Linked DNA regions of Homo sapiens: region 2 is linked to region 1. Evidence: chromatin loops called from intact Hi-C (ENCODE). Cell type or tissue: breast epithelium. All regions are shown on one strand. Links, peaks and the distances in the headings refer to the core of each region. The heading gives the core; the rest is flanking DNA. Region 1 overlaps CYP4F12 (cytochrome P450 family 4 subfamily F member 12). Region 2 holds the start of CYP4F8 (cytochrome P450 family 4 subfamily F member 8).

Region 1 (10,109 bases), core at 898-8,897:
TACCCACTCACTCATTCCTCTCCTCACTCATTCCCTTCCTCCCATTCCTTTACCCACTCACTCATTCCTCTCCTCACTCACTCATTCCTCTCCTCACTTACTCATTCCTCTCCCCACTCACTCATTCCTCTCCTCACTCACTCATTCCTGTGCCCATTCACTCATTCCTCTCCTCACTCACTCATTCCAATACCAACTCACTCATTCCTCTCCTCACTCACTCATTCCTCCCCTCATTCAGTCATTCCTGTCCTCACTCACTCATTCCTCTCCTCACTCACTCATTCCTCTGCTCACTCACTCATTCATATCCTCACTCACTCATTCCTCTACCCACACTCATTCCTCTCCTCACTAATTCCAATACCAACTCACTCATTCCTCTCCTCACTTACTCATTCCTCTACCCATTCACTCATTCCTCTCCTCACTCACTCATTCCTCTGCTCACTTAGTCATTCCTCTCCTCACTCAACTCATTCCTCTGCTCACTTAGTCATTCCTCTCCTCACTCAACTCATTCCTCACTCACTCATTCCTGTCCTCACTCACTCATTCCTCTGCTCACTCTCTCATTCCCCTCCTCACTCACTCATTTCTCTCCTCACTCATTCATTCCTTTACCCACTCACTCATTCCTCTACCCACTCACTCATTCCTCTCCTCACTCATTCCCCTCCTCCCATTCCTTTACCCACTCACTCATTCCTCTCCTCACTCGCTCATTCCTCTCCTCACTCACTCGTTCCTCTCCTCACTCGCTCATTCCTCTCCTCACTCACTCGTTCCTCTCCTCACTCACTCATTCCTCTCCTCACTTACTCATTCCTCTCCTCACTCACTCATTCCTCTCCTCACTCACTCATTCCTCTCCTCCCTCACTTATTCCTCTACCCACACACTCATTCCTCTCCTCACTCACTCATTCCTCTACCCATGCACTCATTCTTCTCCTCACTCATTCCTTCCTCTCCTCACTCACTCATTCTTCTGCTCGCTCACTCACTCATTCCTCTGCTCACTCTTATTCTTCTCCTCACTCATTCCTCTCCTCACTCACTCATTCCTCTCCTCACTCACTCATTCCTCTACCCATGCACTCATTCCTCTCCTTACTCACTCATTCCTCTCCTCACTCACTCATTCCTCTCCTCACTCACTCATTCCTCTCCTCACTCACTCATTCCTCTCCTCACTCACTCCTTCCTCTCCACACTCACTCATTCCTCTCCTCACTCACTCATTCCTTTCCTCACTCACTCATTCCTCTGCACTACTATTTCCATCCTGTTTACCTTCAAATGCTAATCTCTTCTCAAACACCCTCACAGACACACACAGCAATAATGTTTGACTGGCTATCTGGGCATCCCTTAGCCCAGTCTAGTGGACACCTAAAATTAACCATCACAGGAAGTGACAGCCCTTGACTTGCTTTCAGATCACTCCTACAGAGGAGGGCTTGAAGAACTCGACCCAGATGTCGGCCACCTATTCCCAGGGCTTTACGGTATGGCTGGGTCCCATCATCCCCTTCATCGTTTTATGCCACCCTGACACCATCCGGTCTATCACCAATGCCTCAGGTACCCATGCAGAGCTTGTGGTGGTGGGTGCCAGACCAAGCTTCTGTGTGGTCTCTGCAGTACCCACGTCCCTCCTTGAGTACTCGTGCCCCTCATTGAGACTTCCTTCTCAATGTCTTCTCCCTCCATTGCCATCTGCTCCCTGTCTTGGTGTTCTGGGCACCACTGGGGCTCCAAGAGGCCTCAATTCAGGGCCCTTTCTGGAAGGAACCCCCATGCTTAAGGACACGGGTCTAGACAGAGACATTTCCAGCCTCATAGGGTCAGGAATGGGCAAGAGAGAGATGGGTATGACAACACAGAGAACTGGGTGTCTGCTGGGGCAGGCTGGAATGTTTCCTGGAGGAAGAGTTGTTGGAGCTATGTCTAGACCAATAAGTAGGATTTTTTAAGTGTGGGGCAGGATGATGCAGTGGGCATCATTGGTATTTGGGGTCCCAGCCAGTCCTTGCACCAGCCTTGCCCATCCCTCAGTCCAAAGCGGTAGGAGGATTTGTGGCTGGTGGAGAATCTGGGCTGCTATTTATGTGACATCCACCTATGATGGGTCAGTTCCTTCTACCTCATCCTATCACTCATCCACCCTAAGTTTCCTGCTCTCCTCCTATGGGCTTCAGGATTCTCCAATAGGAGAACCCACACCAGCTGCTTGACCTCCCCTTGCTCTCTGCTCTTCTCATCCTTGGACACACCAGGCTGAGCTAGGGAAGTGGCAGCATCCCACAAAATCTATGGCTCTGACCCCCAAATCCTTAGTGACTCTGTGCAGGTCACCAGCTCTCTGGCTGCTGAGGTCTCTTTCAGTTGTGAGTGATGGAAACTCAACTTCGTGTGCTCTAAGCAAATAAAGAGAGTCAAAGGAGTGTAAATTTCAGGGAGGGTGGTCTTCAGGCATGGCTGAATCCAGGTGTCAATGAACATTATCAGGGATCTGTCTCCTTTTCTTAATTTCACCATTTCTCTGCATCACTTTTTCTTTTAAGGCAGCCGTTCTCTTATCTGTCAACCATGGGTCCTAGCAGCTCAGTTCTTGTCCGAAAGCTCACCTTACCCCCAGGGGTCCCATAAATAGCCGCCTATAGTTTCAATATTATACCTGGTTATATCTTTTCTGTTTAACCTGGGATCATATGGAGAAGTCATCATGTGTGTGGCTCAGCTGTGGTCGAGGACACTTGGGGCATGTCAGAGACTTTCTGGTTCTTCTCTGACATGTGATTTGAAATTGTCTTTTCTCCTCCTTGTCATCTCTTGGCCATGTTTGTAGCTTGTCCAAGGTCTGGGAGCTAGGGTCTCTTTGGAATTGTCAGAGTTATTATTTTAGTCTCCCTGAGCCAGGTTTCGGAATCCATTCTAATCACGCTTGAAGAAAACTCTTGGTTCCACCTGGGACATGTCTGGGACATTTAAGAAATCACATTTAAACCCTATCTGGGGCCTGTCTGTGGGGTACACAGAGGTCATGTCAGACTATCTCAGGTCCATGTCAGGAGATGACAGAGAGTGCTATGGCAGACAGGGTGTCCGAGGTCCTTTAAAGGTATTTTGTAGAGTGTGGAGCTGTGTTCAGTTGTTGCAGAACATGTTGGGATATATAGGAGCCATGTCAAGGCGTGCTGGGGTGTGCTATGACCTGTTAGGTTGTGTCATAGCTTTACTGTGCTGTTGCAGCCTGGGCTGGTCCTTCTTCCTCTATCCTCCCTTCGTCCTTTGCCCTTGGCCCCCTTCCTGCTATGCTGGGCATGGAGTGGGGAAAGTGCTGGTAGGCAGCCTTGCCCTATACCTGAAGTTCCTCTCTTGCCCTCTACATGGCCCCTGATGGTCCTCGTTCATGTCAGCTGCCATTGCACCCAAGGATAATCTCTTCATCAGGTTCCTGAAGCCCTGGCTGGGTGAGTACCTGCAGGTGAAAGGGGTTGGGGACAACCTTGCGGGGAGGGTAGGGGAAGTGCTGCTCTTGCCCACTGTCCTTGGCTGCCCTACTAGGAGAAGGGATACTGCTGAGTGGCGGTGACAAGTGGAGCCGCCACCGTCGGATGCTGACGCCCGCCTTCCATTTCAACATCCTGAAGTCCTATATAACGATCTTCAACAAGAGTGCAAACATCATGCTTGTGAGTCCCTTGAAGTCTGGGTCCCAGATGGAGTCTTGGGGTGGAGGGACCATGGACACATCTGGTCTGGAATTTTGGCTCTTCTGGGTGGCACTGGGCCATTGCTCTTCCTCTCTGAGCCTTGGTTTCCTCATCTGTAAAATGGGGATGATAATCCCTACTTGAAAGGTCATTTACTTGGCACACAGTAGGTTCTCAGAAGGTGTCAGTTTCTGTGTTTTTCTCACAGAATCCCTGTAAACTCAAGAGAGTAAAAATGAAGATTGTGTAGTAGTCATTGCTGATTATAAACCACTTCAGAACTCATTGGCTTAGAGCCATAAGGGTTTACAATTGCTAACGAGTCTGTGAGACAGCTGGCCAGTTCTTCTGGATGTGGAAGGGATCACTCTTGGCACATGAGCAGCTGTGGGTCGGGGGGCAGCTTTGCTGATCCTGGCTCAGTTCATTCACGTTTGGGGCTTCAGTACCTTCAGACTCATCTGGGATGGGCTCAGCTGTGACACCTGGACTTTCCCCCATGTGATTCTCTGCCTCCAGAAGGCACCCTGTTGTTCACATGGCAGAGACTGGGCTCCGAGAAACTGAGAGGAGGCTGCAATGTCTGTGGACATTGTCTCTGCAATACTTCAAAGTTCAACCAGGTTTGAGTCTATTAGAGTTATTACATCATCATTTCACCACATTGTACTGGCCAAAGAAAGTCGAAAGTCAAAAGTCCAGTACAGACTCAAAGGGGTGTAAAATAGAACGCATCTCTTAATGGGAGTTGCTGAAAAATTACTGTGGAAAGGGTACGAATACAGGGAGAAGTGAAGAATTGGGGGTCAGGATTTTGTGAAGTGTCTAGGATTTGTTTTAAATATGCAAACTGATAAGTTAGCTTGTTACTGTCTCATGCATTCTAACAGATTCCTGGGTCAGAGACAAAGGGTAGTTGATTACTCATGGCACAATAAGCAACATGTACTTCTTGTTGGTTTGTATCCTTTTTCTGAGTCAACCTAAATTCCATGGGGGTGACACTGGTGGGCCTCTACATTAGCCTGCTCATGCAGTACATTGCATGACATACAATGGGCATTAGGCTTAGGGAATCTACTTTAATAGTGGCAGAAACAAGCCTGATATTGGTCCAGGAGGAGTCATTGCCTTATCTCTCCAGGTGGTTATCTGCAAATACAACTCTGAGAAATGGCTCAGGTAAGAACATCACAGTCTTGCATTGGTGGCATACGCAGCAAGGATGCTCAGGGCTGATGAAGAAGTGCCTCTTCCAACACAGGGATATTTTTGAAATGAATTTATTACAATGGAGATGAATAAAGCAAACATTTACTCATCATATGCCTGAGAAAATGTCATGTCCCAATGCCAGGATATAAGTTGTCTAAGTTAATTTTAATAATCCTGTGAGGTTATGGTTATTTTTGTCCTATTGCAGATGATGAACTGAGGGCCAGAGAGATTAGGGAGCTGGACAGAGTTCAACCAGCCAGGAAGTGAGCTAGGACTGGTGGAGCAGAGATTCTATCCTGGTTTATCTGGCCCCAAAGCAGATCACCTTGACCGTTATTGAATATTTGACAGGTGGGACCTAGAGGAGGGCAATATGTTGACCAAGGGCACATAGAGCATAGGAGACAGAGCTGAGACTTGAATGCAGGTCTCTTGACTCCAAGCCATGGGTCTTCATCTCCTATACTAACAGTTTCTGCTCGCATCCCAGTCTGGTCCTCGCTGGCAATGGGTTCCTGGGGCAGAGGACCAGGAGGCTGGTTGTGGGGGAGTCCATCCTGATGTTTGGGACTGGGGAGGGGCACAAAGGAGGCAGGGCCCAGCTCTAGCTCTCTTCCCTTCTCTGGCCAGGACAAGTGGCAGCACCTGGCCTCAGAGGGCAGCAGTCGTCTGGACATGTTTGAGCACATCAGCCTCATGACCTTGGACAGTCTACAGAAATGCATCTTCAGCTTTGACAGCCATTGTCAGGAGTGAGTTCCTTCCTAGGGCCTGGGATATGAATCCATGGACCAAAGGGAGAAAGTTGGGGAGGGAGGAATGAGCAAAGTAACCAGAAGTACCTTTCGGGAGGATTTGTATCATAGCTGTGCTTTGAAGGTCGAGGAAGAGGAGAAAGTGCTGTCTTTCCAGGTAGAAATATGTGTGTAAAAGCAAGAAGGTTAGGATGAGCCAAGCATGTGCAAGAGACAGTAGAAATGAGGTTGTGGAAGTAGGGGCTAGATATTAAGGGCACTGAAAATCAGGAAAAGTGGTATGAAGTTTATCAAGACATTTCCAGAGACCTTTTGTAGTTTCAGCTGATGATGGATGTGATAAGAGCTGAGCTGTGTGGGAAACTGATAGCCCACCACCACGCCCAGCTAATTTCTGTATTTTCAGTAGAGAGGGGGTTCACCATGTTGTCCAGGCTGGTCTCAAATTCCTGACCTCAGGTGATGTGCCCTCTTTGGCCTCAGAAAATGTTGGGATTACAGGCATGAGCCACTGTGCCCAGCTGCTTCTTCTTTCTTACAGGGTGAAAGAGAGAGGGAGAGAGAGAGAGACAGAGAGACAGAGAGAGAGAGAGAGAAAGAGAGAGAGAGTTGGTTATGCTGGGGGCTGGAGCAGGGCTGAACTGGAAGAGGATGAAGTCTGAGTTGTGTGGACAGTTTTGGTAAGGAAAATGATCAGTACTGCATACTGGATGGGAGACAGAGGAGAGAAGCATGGTGTCCAAGCTATACTCTAGGTGCCTAGGTGCATGGAGACAGCTCTCTCAGAGATAGGATGCAGGGAGAGAAGACAGTCTAGAGAGTCAGTCTCATGACTGATACCCACCATGTATCTCTAGGACCATCTATTTCTAGATACTCAGTTTCCTGATGGGAGGTAGCTCCTGGCTGCTGGTGGGAGGTGTTCCTGGGGCTTTGCATACGTTACATTGTTGCCTCCCTTTCTGCCCTTGCTCTGCAGGAGGCCCAGTGAATATATTGCCACCATCTTGGAGCTCAGTGCCCTTGTAGAGAAAAGAAGCCAGCATATCCTCCAGCACATGGACTTTCTGTATTACCTCTCCCATGACGGGCGGCGCTTCCACAGGGCCTGCCGCCTGGTGCATGACTTCACAGACGCTGTCATCCGGGAGCGGCGTCGCACCCTCCCCACTCAGGGTATTGATGATTTTTTCAAAGACAAAGCCAAGTCCAAGACTTTGGATTTCATTGATGTGCTTCTGCTGAGCAAGGTAGGTTTCTCTATGATCTGAATTTAGGTGAGAGAATAGAGCTTCATGTCAAATGTCAGGTGAAATAAATTGGTTTTGATCCAAAGGGCACTGGGAGCCATGGAAGATGCTTGAGAAAGGGAAGGTCACAGATAGGTTTTAGAGATGACTTTATTGCATGCAGCCCACAGGGCACTGCTAATTCTGAAACTGTGAGGAGCATGATATTTTATTCAACTTATAAGTTAGTGTGTTAGTCTTTCACATTTTTATGTGTATCTATATGTCTATGTCTTTGTCTATGTCTGTATCTATGATAAAAGATGCACCAAACCCCTGGATCACAGCAGCCCATTAATTATTTACAGCAGTAACAGCAGGTGGAGTAGGATGGTAGTGCTGGCTCCCCATTCCTAGGGCAACACAATGTTTTTACCTGTAAATGCACAAGAATTTGCACCAAGGAGAGGGGCCCCCACATTATGAGTATTATAGCTTATATAGGACAGCTAGCTCATATGCTCCTTCTTTATTACAGGGTGAAAGTTAGAGACAGAGAAAGAGAGAGAGAGAGAATGCTTTGTTCTGGCGTATAAACTACCCCTCTCCTGTGAGATGGCAATTTCTAGAGTTTTATAACCCAAATATCTTCTGGAAAGATAAGATTCTCTGGGTTTACCACTCTAGAATGTCAGCAAATATTTTTGGAGCAATACATAATTTCTAACCTCCAAGGCAAATTGCCATTCAAATATCCTGTACCCCAGGTTGCCAGTATCTTTTTCTCTGAAAGTCTGTATTATGCAGAAAAATGAAAATATTCGAGAACCATTGATTCCTGTCACCAGGGTCCAAAGAGGAGGCAAAGGATCTGGGGGAAGCCCTTGGAGTTGGGGCTTTGGTGATGGTGAACAAGAGAGATCTAGACGTGCAGAGTGCATTTGAGTTTCTGGAAGATCAGAGCTTCAGAGATTATCTCAGGTTAGACTCCGGAGTCTCAGAGATAGTATAATTTGTGTGTGTGTGTGTGTGTGTGTGTGTGTGTGTGTGTGTGTGTCTTGCTTTCTCTTCAGGATGAAGATGGGAAGGCATTGTCAGATGAGGATATAAGAGCAGAGGCTGACACCTTCATGTTTGGAGGTGAGGGTCCCAGTGTGGGACTACAGTGGAGACAGAGGTCCCTCCATCTCAGGATCCGGGTGGGTGGACCCTGGATCACTCCATTCTGCCCATCTTCCCCCTCCCTCCATCCTCCTGAGGGCCTCAATATCTGGGCGCTGTCCACCCTCCGGTGCTGAAGCCAAGCTTACCTGGCTGCTCCTCAGGCCATGACACCACGGCCAGTGGCCTCTCCTGGGTCCTGTACAACCTTGCGAGGCACCCAGAATACCAGGAGCGCTGCCGACAGGAGGTGCAAGAGCTTCTGAAGGACCGCGATCCTAAAGAGATTGAATGGTGAGTGCAAGTTCTTCTGGCCTGTTCCTGAGCCCATCATTGGTTCTGCTCCCCAAGTGAGGAGGGGTGGAGGAGTTGTTTTGTGGATTCTTCCACTATTGCTTAGTGGGTATAAAAGCAGAGGACCACAGGCAGGGCTTGATACCAAGCCTGGCTGTCAGGGGAAAAGTTGCAGGCCTTTAGGACCGAAAGACCCGGGCTGCTAAGAGAATTGGTGACAATGTGTGAGGACAGATAATGCTACTTTGCACATGTTCAGCAAATGAACTTCCCCTCCACTCTGTTTCTGTTCTCCCAGAAATATCAGTTTTTTCGAAAATCCTCACTTCTTGAATGTTTGCTCAGGTGGGGAGGGAGAAGTTGTTTTTGTCAATTCTTCCATTATTGCTTAGTAGTACTAGGAGCAGAGCACAGAGGCAGAACTTGGTATCCAACCTGGCTAGCAGGGGAAAGTTTTCAGACTTTTGGGACAGAGAGTCCTAGCCCGCTGAGAGAACTAAGGACAATATATGAAGGCAGACGATGACATCTAGACATGTTCAGTCAATGAATTTTCCCTTCACTCCTTTCTTGTTTACTCTGAATTATCATATTTTTTTCAAACATCTTTACTTCCTGAATGTTTACTCTTCTGTTCCCTAATTCCTACCCTCCGGTCCAGTCCAGGGAGTCCTAAGGGAGACCTGGGGGTAAAAGTCATCTATCTTTTGTCTAGAACACCTGCATCGTTCATCCATTCAGTCTTCATTCAGCAAACTCTTCCACATGCCTTTCCATTGCCAGTTCTGTTCCCACACCTTTCTGTGCTCTGGAGACCTGGAAAGAACCCTGCCTATGGATGTGTTTTCCAGGTACTCCCAGCCTAGTAGGAACAGTCCCCCACAAGACATTCCCAGTCCACATAGGCAAGGATGGAGTTGAGAGCAAGAGAAGCATGGCTGGGAGTACAGAAAGTGTGATAGAAAGTGTTTCAAGCCAGATCTGGTGGCTGTCGCTTGTGATACCAAGTACCGAGGAGGCTGAAGTGGGATAATCACTTGAGGTCAGGTTTAAGATCAACCTGGGCAATATAGAAAGAACCCATTTCTAAAAAAGTAAAAAACCAAAATAATAAAGTGCCTCAACTGAAACCCTGAATGGTGATCAGTAGGTGTTTGGATGCAGTAGTGCCCTAGGTCAAAAAGAAAGTCTGGGCAAAAATGCAAAAAGAGGGAGCAGGAGAGAGGGAGAAGAGGGAAAGAGAGGTTTGTGTGTCAGGGAAGGAGATGGTTATAAAGGGAGGGAGAAGTAAGAGGGAGGAAAAGTGAGGGAGAGCAAGATAAAGAGAGGAGGGAAGACAGAAGGAGACAGAGAGAGAATGAGAGAGAAAGGAACTGAGTTGTGATGAGATAATAACTATGGTAGTGAAAGCAGAGTCTGGCTGTGGAAAATATGGGAAAATGGTAATGGCTTCCATTTTAACCCAAAGGCAATGGGAAGCCATAACAAGTGGTTGAGCAGGGGAGGGGCAGGTCATATCTGGGCACCAGAAAGATCTTTTCAGAGCTACTGTGGAGAGAGGACCAGCTGTAGAATGAAGTCCCAGTGAAGACATTCTGGGACCTGAGCCAGGGCAGGGGCTGGGGATGGAGAGGAGGCAATGGACTGGACATGTGTTTTGGAGGCCGTGTCCTCCCGTCCAAGCCTTTGCTCAGCACAGCAGTCCTAAAAGGTGGCAACACTTTTTATGCT
Region 2 (10,109 bases), core at 857-8,856, 67 kb before region 1:
CCCTAGAATTCAACAAAAACCCTTACCTTAAATTTGTAGCAGTAGCTCTTATTCTGAGAACATCACTGCACCTCCTAGCCAAGGGGGAAAGCAGCTTCAATAAGGCAGAACTTTGCCTAAAACAGGAAGTTCGTTGATTTCAGGAGAAACTTATCTGTTGCATCCAGCAGGGGCATCCCAGTTGGGGGAACACGATGGATTCCGTGCATGAAGGTTGAAACCTGCTCAGGAAGGTCCAGGGTGACCAGGGAGGCCACTCTGAAACACTGATGACTACATCATTTTGTGGAGTGAAATTAAAGCTGCCGAGGCAGAAATACTTTGATAAGGGTTTATTTGAAGCCAAAGGTGAGGATCAACCCAGAAAGATGCACCAACACATTTGGATGTGTGCCAGAATCTTTTACAATTTGGAATGTTTTTATAAGAAAGTTTAGGAGAAGAGAAGGGAACTTCTTATATCAGAATTGTCTGTTTTTATTGGAGGGTATAATACAGAGGTCATAATGATTAGATACAGGTTATAACATACAGGCTAAAACATTTTGTATGTAAAACCATCAGTGAAACTTTATAAGAGAGGGCACAGTGGCTTATGCCTGTAATCCCAGCACTTTGGGAGGTTGAGACGGGCAGATCCCTTGAGGAGAAGCTCATCGCTCCTGAGGCCAGTAGTTCGAGACCAGCCTAGCCAATATGGTGAAACTCTGCTCTACTAAAAATACAAAAATTAGCTGGGCATGGTGGCACATGCCTGCAATCCCAACAACTCGAGAGGCTGAGGCAGGAAGGTTGCTTGAACCTAGGAGATGGAGGTTGCAGTAAGATGAGACTGCGCCACTGCACTCCAGCCTGGGTGACAAAGACCCTGTCTCAAAAAAAAAAAGAAAAGAAAAGAAAAACTTTATGATTTATAAATATAAAGCAAAACTTCATGGTTTAGAAACAAAGGATTGTGCTTTTCCATATCAGTGGAAAATCAGAACATCAACAGTTGGAAGAACTCATAAGATCTGAGTAATTAAAGATAAGATTTGAGGAACTCACAAGATTCTTTACTCAGGAACAGGATGTAACCCATGCATCAAGAGATCTTTTCCGGGGGCTAATTGGGACTAATGTGACTGGTAGGTTATCAGCAGAGACCACGTCTGTCTTGTTCAACCTGTGTCCCAGGTCCTAGCACCATGCCTGCTACCATTTAAGTGTTCATGTGAAGTTTGTTGTTGAGAAACTAATTACCTAAAAGTTAGAACTTGACCTTTGCATTTTATCGAGGAGGCTATGAGACTCAGAGGGTTACACAGCTAGTGAGTGGCAGAGCCTGGACTTGAACTCAGTTGTGCTGAAGCCAGAATGTGTTCCTTCCTGAGCATTCAAGGACAGGGAAGGTGAAACTCCAGCTAGTGGGCAGCCCGTGTGCTTGTTCTAGGGAGACTGCAGGCCGATTCCTGGGAGCTGGGTCTTCATGGTGACACAGTAAGAACAACTCACCTATTGGCTGGGCGCAGTGGCTCACGCCTGTAATCCCAGCACTTTGGGAGGCCGAGGTGGTTGGATCACTTGAGGTCAGGAGTTGGAGACCAGCCTGGCCAATATGGTGAAACCCTGTCTCTACTAAAAATACAAAAATTAGCTGGGTGTGGTGGCTCATGCCTGTAATCTCAGCTGCTCGGGAGGCTGAGGTAGGATAATCGCTTGAACCTGGTGGGGCGGAGGTTTCAGTGAGCCGAGATTGGCACCATTGCCCTCCAGCCTGGGTGACAAAGTGAGACTCTGTCTCAAAAAACAAAGCAAAGCAAAACAAAACAAAACGAAACAGAACTACTCACCTATGTTGTGGATCAACTGTGTCCCCACTGTACCAAATCCTTATTTATTTAAAAAAATTTGTTTTGGACCCTTTTCACAAGATGGTGCCGAAAGTGAAGAAGGAAGCTCCTGCCCCTCCTAAAGCCGAAGCCAAAGCGAAGGCTTTAAAGGCCAAGAAGGCAGTGTTGAAAGGTGTCCACAGCCACAAAAAGAAGATCCACACGTCACCCACCTTCCGGCGGCCGAAGACACTGCGACTCCGGAGACAGCCCAAATATCCTCGGAAGAGCGCTCCCAGGAGAAACAAGCTTGACCACTATGCTATCATCAAGTTTCCGCTGACCACTGAGTCTGCCATGAAGAAGATAGAAGACAACAACACACTTGTGTTCATTGTGGATGTTAAAGCCAACAAGCACCAGATCAAACAGGCTGTGAAGAAGCTCTATGACATTGATGTGGCCAAGGTCAACACCCTGATTCGGCCTGATGGAGAGAAGAAGGTATATGTTCGACTGACTCCTGATTACGATGCTTTGGATGTTGCCAACAAAATTGGGATTATCTAAACTGAGTGCAGCTGCCTAATTCTGAATATATATATATATATCTTTTCACCATATACATGCCTCTCTGTCAATTTCTGGTTGGGCTGGGAGGCCACACACAGACACTGACATGACAGGGCTTGGGCAAGACTCCTGTTCTACTTATCCTTTTGAAATATTCACCCTGCCACTCCACCATGTGTGATCACTCCAGAGATCTTTGTGACTAGAGTTAGTGTCCTAGGAAAACCAGAACTCAGAACTTGCCTCCATGGTTGAGGGTAACAAGAAGCTGTACAAGAACCCCTTTTATCCCTGGAAGAGGCTGTGTATGAAACCAATGCCCAGGGTTTGAAGGGCGTTAGCATCCATTTCAGGGGAGTGTGGATTGGCTGGCTTTCTGGTAGCATTTTGTCCTCACACACCCATCTACTGTGTCCAACCGGTCTGTCTGCTTCCCTCACCCCTTGCCCAATAAAGGACAAGGACTTCAGAGGAAAAAAAAAATTGTTTTAATTATTACATTTATAGCATCCCAGCTTGAAAAACGAAGCAACAGAGACGTGTAGAAAGTTAAAAGGTTTCTACTCCAATTGTAATTTCTCCAATTCCATCGTGGTATGTGCATTCTTCTGGATTTTTTTCAGTGTGCATACACATGTGTACATACAGACACATACACATACACTCGTACGTTTTTTATATTGATGGGACCATTACTCACATCTTTAATTTGGAACTTATTCTCTGCTCTCTCTCCCTGTGTCTGATAGAATGCTGGCAATGCTTTGTGATGCTTTAGGAGACACATTTGTCAGATGTGAAGACTTAGGCTTAGGAATTGATGGGTGGTGACTGAGGCTGGTCACTCTGTGGTCTGGTGCACTTTCCCACTGCCCCACTCTGGGTAGGGGTGGAAGGGCCCCTGCAGAGAAGCACCAGCTTCTGTTTTCCCATGAGTGACTCCCCTCCCTCCAATACTCACTAGGGGACTTTCCATAAGCCAGGCTGTGTGATTTGGCCCCTGAGATATTCCTGGTTGGATGAGAAATCTTGGGGAGACTCCAGCCTTCTCAGGCACAAAACTCCCAGAGTAGAGAGCTCCCTCTGGACTATCTCTCCTGCCCTTGGCCTCAATTTCCTGTTCTGCTACCTGGTCCAGGAATCAGGACCTCAGTGATGAAACTTGGCTTCTCCCAGGCTGCAGAGTCCTGCTGGGGTGTGAGTCCTTGCTCATGGCTCATGAAAGTTCAACATATGCTTATGGCTTCAATATTGGGCCAGATTTCACTTCCCACCTTGGCCTTCCCAAGGATGAATTGTGTGGTCCCATGTGTTGGTGATCTCAGCATGAACTGCAAAGGAAGAAGAACTCATGTGCATTTTTGCGCAGCTGGGTGCCGCATCCCATGGCTGCCCTTGGAGGGTCTCCCTCTTCATTCATGTCTCTGCTAAAAGGTCACCTCCTCCTGGAAGCCCTCCCTGATTCTCTGATTTATTGGATTGTCTGATTTATTGGATCATTGCCTGTCTCTTTACGTGATGTGATACCTTTGACAGCTGAGCACTCACTGTTGCATCCCCAGTGCCTGGCACATAGTAGGTGCTCAAGAAACATATAGTTGCATGAACAGCCCTGAGAGGCATAGATTTTTCTTTTTATTTTATAACTGAAAGAAGCCCTGAGAATCAGAAAGGTTAAGGGGTTAACTCCCAGCATCCCTGCAAAGCCTGGAGCCAGGAATCTTAAAACAAGTCTACTTAAACTTGAAGGATTGTATAGGGATTTCCTGGGGTTCTATTAAGATGCAATCCTGAGTTAGTATTTCTGGATTGGGGCATGGGATTCTGCATTTCCTGCCAGCTCTCAGGTAATGCTCATGGCGCAGGTCCCTGGACCACACTTTGAGTAACTGAGCCTTACAGTTAAAGTGCATGTTGCCAGCTCCTTCCCTTCACCTCCTCTTTTTGAGGCTCTTTCCTCTGAAGACTCCTCCTCTGTCCCCCTCTAAAGCCCCTCATTCCACATCCCATCTCCCAAATGCAAAATCTGAGCTCACAGCAATTTGGGAGGCCGAGGTGCGCAGATCACGAGGTCAGGAGTTCGAGATCAGCCTGGCCAACATGTGAAACCCTGTCTCTACTAAAGATACAAAAAATTAGCTGGGCGTGGTAGTGGGCGCCTGTAATCCCAGCTACTCGGGAGGCTGAGGCAGGAGAATCGCTTGAACCCAGGAAGCAGAGTTTGCAGTGAGCCGAGCTCACCCTCCATCCCGTCGCGCCAATGCACTCCAGCCTGGGTGACAGCGCAAGACTCCGTCTCAAGAAAAAAAAAAAAAAAAGCCTGAGCCCAGGAGGGGCAGTACTGCCCATCATCAAAGCAAGGACAGAGCAGAAGGAGACTCCACTCAGGGTCCCCTGGCTCTGCCTTCCACTGTCTCGACCTCGTCTGCTCTCAGCTTCCCTCAGCGTTACCCTTCACAGGCCCCCTCTGTCCTCCTATGCTGAGCCCAGCATCCAGGTTGCTTTCCCAGCTGGTCTCGTTATCTCCAGAATCTGACCCTGGGTAATCCCCAGTGGTGCTGCATTCTTTGTTCCTGCTCCTGTCAGTCAGGTCTCAGCCTAGGTCCTGGGCTGCTGGGAGGCAGGACTTGAATTCCTGCCAGGCTGGCAGTGGAGGGCAACAGGCTTCTGTCTCTGAATCTCCTAAATCTGCACTGAGAAATGGTGCACAGCATTCTCCTGGCCCACATTTGGAGGGGAACTTGGGGGATGTTTTGGGAGAAGGCTTGGCCTCACCCAGCTCACCTGGCATCTGAACACTTCATTCCTTTACCTACCTTCCCCTGGTCTTGGAAAGGCAGGGTGGCTGCACATTTTGGGGCTCAGATCACCATTGGCTGCCCTCCAACTTACCCTCTGCCTTACATGAGAGGTACCAAGGACTGAGTGGCCATGCTCGGTCACCCTGAATTGGTTCTTCTACAGTTATGGTCCCCACCAGTCCCCGGGTTTTGGTTGGCTGCCCTGGCACAAAGGAGGCATCCAGGCTGTGAGGATTGGCTAGTCCAGCCCCGCCCAGCCTCCTGAAGTGTTTCCTAGATCTGGGGCCAGGAGCAAAAACCTCCTGGCAAAGGAGGAGAGGAGGTTGTGCGGGACAACCTTCTCCTGACAGAAGGTGCCAGGCTGGGGGTGGCAGGGCTGGATAGGGAGGGGCACTGCCCAAGACTGGGATGGCTCCAGGGAGCTGGCCCTGGTGATGGGTGCTTGCAGGTAACCAGAGGTCAAGTTGGCTGGTGGTTCTAGATGAGGCTGTCTGGTTTCTGGTCTCTAGTTTCCTTGATCTCTAATTTTGTGTCACTTCTCCTCTCCCCTCTCCCTTGGCCTCTTCCCCTGAGATTCCCTGAATCTCCCTCCATGCTCTTAACCATGTTTACCCATCATTGGTCCTGGAGCTCCCCAGCCCCTTTCCTAGGCCTCAGGACCTCACCCTCCATCCCGTCTGCCCTGCAGGATGTCGCTGCTGAGCCTGTCTTGGCTGGGCCTCAGGCCGGTGGCAGCATCCCCGTGGCTGCTCCTGCTGGTGGTCGGGGCCTCCTGGCTCCTGGCCCGCATCCTGGCCTGGACCTATGCCTTCTATCACAACGGCCGCCGCCTCCGGTGTTTCCCGCAGCCCCGGAAACAGAACTGGTTCTTGGGTCACCTGGGCCTGGTGAGTGGCAGGAGGATGGATCTAGTGTCTCAGGGTGGAAGGGTGGAAATGGGGCTCAGGCTGAGGGGGTGGGCTCGGGTCTGGGACGGCAGAGAAACTCACTCATTCCTCTGATCACTCACTCATTCCTCTTCCCACTCATTCCTCTCCTCACTCACTCATTCCTCTCCTCACTCACTCATTCTCCTCACTCACTCATTCCTCTCCTCACTCACTCATTCCTCTGCGCACTCACTCATTCCTCTCCTCACTCACTCATTCCTCTCCTCATTCACTCATTCTCCTCACTCATTCCTCTCCTCACTCACTCATTCCTCTCCTCACTCACTCATTCTCCTCACTCACTCATTCCTCTTCCCACTCACTCATTCCTCTCCTCACTCACTCATTCCTCTCCTCACTCACTCATTCCTCTCCTCACCCACTCATTCCTCTCCTCGCTCACTCATTCCTCTCCTCGCTCACTCATTCCTCTCCTCGCTCACTCATTCCTCTCCTTGCTCACTCATTCCTCTGCTTTGCCATGCCAAGCCTTTCTCATCTCCTTGTCTAGGGGAAGTCACCCCTAGACTGTTTTGAATTCTTTTCCTGACTGTTTTCAGTACACTAGTGAACCTCTGATGGGTTCCTGTGGCAGAGTGGGGGTTACGCAGCAGGTATTCACCATTATTTCCACATTATCCACTGCTGTACTGGAGGCCTCTTGGGCTCACTGTCTAGAACCCACTTTCTGCCTGGCCCATTTGCTTGTGTCCATCCATCTCTGGGCTGGAGTTTTCCCATAGGAAGTAGCTATACACCCCCTACCCTCACATCATGACACAGCTGGGCCAGAAGAGAGATGTGTGCCATCTCCACCCTCCCCCGTGCAGGGGCATCTTCTTTATCCCCACTAAGCTGTCCCAATGAGTTGTGTTGCCCAACCTGGATAAAAATTGGCCAGTGACTTCCTCTTTAAAGTTACCTTTGACCCTTCAGACCCTGCCCTTTCACTTAGACCTGCTGTCCCCTTTGGGCGATTTGGCATCAGTCTGTTCTTTGGCAAATGGCAGGAATGATGGGTGTGTCCACAGGTGCAGGGTGAGGGAACACAGGACGGACTAGCTCTGAGCTTGATGTGCAAAAGGTGCTCCCTGGTGAGAGCCGCTGTTCTTCCTGACAGACAGTTAGAGCCACCTCTTCTCCCCTGGGGGCTGCTGAGAAAGGAAGTTCCACCGTGTACAGACCTTCTCCATGGGAGGGCCTGGGGCCCCTGAGGCCCAGCCAGGACATAAAAGGATGTGGGGACCAGCCCTGGGGACATGTCCTGAGGCCACATTGCTGCCCACACACCACACTTGTGGAGCCCACCCCACGTGACTTTCCGTGGGCTGGAGCCACTCCCAGGATGAGAAAATCCATCCTCTTTATTCAAGGTGGGCTTCTCCATGAACAGACAGTTTGTCTTCCCCCTGTTCCCTGGGATGTAGCCTTGGAAGTTAGATACTGCCCCCAAGAGAAGGGAGCAGGAGGGAGTGGAGATTACCCCTATGTGCGCAGAATCTGGACATGCTGTTCATTGCAGAGGCTGTGCCACCTCTAAAGCCTGCAGTGGGACCTGCTGTGGCTCCTCCTGGGAAATGTATTTATTTCTCCAGAGTAATAGAATTAATAGGATATCAATATCTACATCTATCTATCTATCTATCTATCTATCTATCTATCTATCTATCTATCTATCAGTCCGTCTGTCTGTCTATGATCTATCTAATCTATGGAGAGACAGAAGAGGGCATTTATTATAGGAATTGACTCATGTTTATGGAAGCTGAAAAGTCCCACTCTATGCCTTCTGCAAGCTGGAGAATCAGGGACACTGGTGGTGCAATTCCGTCTGGGTCCAAAGCCCTGGGAACCTGGAGTTCTAATGTTCAAGGGCAGGAGAAGATGGATGTCTCAGCTGCAGAGGAGAAAACAAATTCACCCTTCCTCCACTTTTACATTCTACGTGGACCCTCAACAGATTGGATGATGCCCACACAGACTGGGAAGGGGAGATCCTCCTTCCTCAGTTTTCCTTCAAATGCTAATCTCTCCTGAAACACTCTCACAGACATACCCAGAAATAATGTTTGACTGGATATCTGGGCATCCCTTAACCCAGTCAAGTGGACACAGGAGGTGATGGCCCTTGCCTTGCTTGCAGGTCACTCCCACAGAGGAGGGCTTGAGGGTCCTGACCCAGCTGGTGGCCACCTACCCCCAGGGCTTTGTGAGGTGGTTGGGCCCCATCACTCCCATCATCAACTTGTGCCACCCTGACATCGTCCGATCTGTCATCAATACCTCAGGTACTCCTGCAGAGCTTGTGGTGGTGGGCACAGGAGAACATTGGAGGGCTTCTAGATCTCATCCCCAAAGCTTCTGTGCAGCTCTTGTAGTACTCAGCCCCTTCCTTCCTGCTTCTCTCTCAGCCACCTTCCTCTTTCCTTCCTGTAGTCACCAACCCCAACCTCAGTGTCTTTTCTCTCTGCTGCCATCTTCCCCACCTCCGTGTTGTTCTGGGAACCACTGGGGCCCCGAGAAGCCTTAATCCAAGGCCCTGTCCTGGAGGAATCCCCAAACTTGAAGAGATGGAGCAGTACAGAGACATCCCCAACTTCATGGGGTTCAGAATGGGCCAGGAGGAGATAGGCTGTGACAGAGCATAGGAGAACAAGGTTTCTACTGGGGCAGGCTGGAAGGCTTCCTGGAGGAGGCGTAGCAGGAGCTGGGTGTGGAACGATGAGTGATAATTTTTTTTTTAAAGCAGGGGCAGGGTGATGCAGTGGGCATTGTTAGTATTCAAGGCTCCGGGCCAGGCTTGGCATTGGCCTTGTCCTTCTGCAGGCCCAGAGCAAGGACAAGAAGATGAGAAGGAGTTGTGGTTGGTGGAAGATCTAGGCTGCTATTTCCATGACATTCACCTCTTGTGGGTCGATTCCTTCTAATCCCATCCTGTGGCACTTCCACCATATGTTCATTGCCCTCTTGCTCCAGGCCCCAGGAATCTCCAATAGGAGACACCACCCCAGCCTGGAGCCGTACCCTTGCCCTCTGCCCTTCCCATCTTTGGACAGGCCAGGGAGAGCAGCAGAAGGGGTATCACGCCACAGAGACCATGGCTCAAGCCCCAAAATGCTGAGTGACTCTGGGCAGGTCCACGGCTCTCTATGGGTGCTGAGGTGTCTTTCCATTGTGAGTGGTAGAAACTCAACCCCACGCAGTCTAAGCCATTAAAGAGAAGCTATTGACTGCAACATCCAGGGAGGTTGGCCTTCAGGCACAACTGGATCCAGGTCTCACCTAATATCATCAGAATTCTGTCTTTAACTCTTATTCTGTAAATGTGTTTTGTAGAGTGTTGACTTATGCTTGGGTGTTGCAGAACATGTTGGACCATGTAGGAGCCATGTCAAGACATGCTGGGTGTGCTGTACCATGTCAGGGTGTATCATTGCTCTATAGTGTTGTTGCAGCCTAGTCCGGTCCCCTTTATGCCCCCCACCCTCCTTTCTTCTTCTGCCCATGGCCTCCTTCCTGCTATGCTGGGCTTGGAGAAAAGACGTCCAAACCTCTGGCTGGGAGCCACCCTCCATACCCAAAGTCCCTCCTCTATTCCTCTCCATGGACCCTGATGGTCCTCATTCATGTCAGATGCCATTACAGACAAGGACATAGTCTTCTACAAGACCCTGAAGCCCTGGCTGGGTAAGTAACTGTAGGTGGACGGGACGGGGACCAACTTTTGTGGCCAGGGGAAGATTCTGCCCTTGCCCACAGCCTTTGGCTGCCGTACTAGGGGATGGGCTCTTGTTAAGTGTTGGTGACAAGTGGAGACACCACCGTCGCTTGCTGACGCCTGCCTTCCATTTCAACATCCTGAAGCCCTATATAAAGATTTTCAGCAAGAGTGCAAACATCATGCATGTGAGTGCCTTGAACTCAGCATCCCAGCTGCAGCCTTGGGGTGGAGGGATCACATACAATTGGGTCTGGAATGTTGGCTCTCCTGGGTG

What was found. Peaks named below come from ENCODE experiments on the same cell type or tissue, not always from the same donor. Only the 100,000 strongest peaks of a DNase experiment are listed, where the experiment ranks them.
Region 2: a loop joins it to region 1, with 17 times the contacts of the local background. A loop is called at or near these places in 2 of 110 quality-filtered maps.

Annotation. Positions count from the first base shown.
Region 1 is chr19:15,676,820-15,686,928 of GRCh38, forward strand. CYP4F12 (cytochrome P450 family 4 subfamily F member 12) reads left to right here. Exons shown (of 13, transcript NM_023944.4): 3 at 1,442-1,586; 4 at 3,425-3,478; 5 at 3,573-3,700; 6 at 5,570-5,691; 7 at 6,674-6,944; 8 at 7,997-8,063; 9 at 8,249-8,378. Among named protein-coding and RNA genes, the nearest start is that of CYP4F12, 8.8 kb to the left of the region's middle. In breast epithelium, for the core only: no CTCF peak of the experiment used is centred there; no DNase peak of the experiment used is centred there.
Region 2 is chr19:15,609,743-15,619,851 of GRCh38, forward strand. It overlaps CYP4F8 (cytochrome P450 family 4 subfamily F member 8), which reads left to right and starts at 5,476. Exons shown (of 13, transcript NM_007253.4): 1 at 5,476-5,538; 2 at 5,874-6,072; 3 at 8,258-8,402; 4 at 9,748-9,801; 5 at 9,893-10,020. The coding sequence starts at 5,875. It also overlaps the pseudogene RPL23AP2. In breast epithelium, for the core only: no CTCF peak of the experiment used is centred there; no DNase peak of the experiment used is centred there; H3K27me3 peaks cover 174 bases.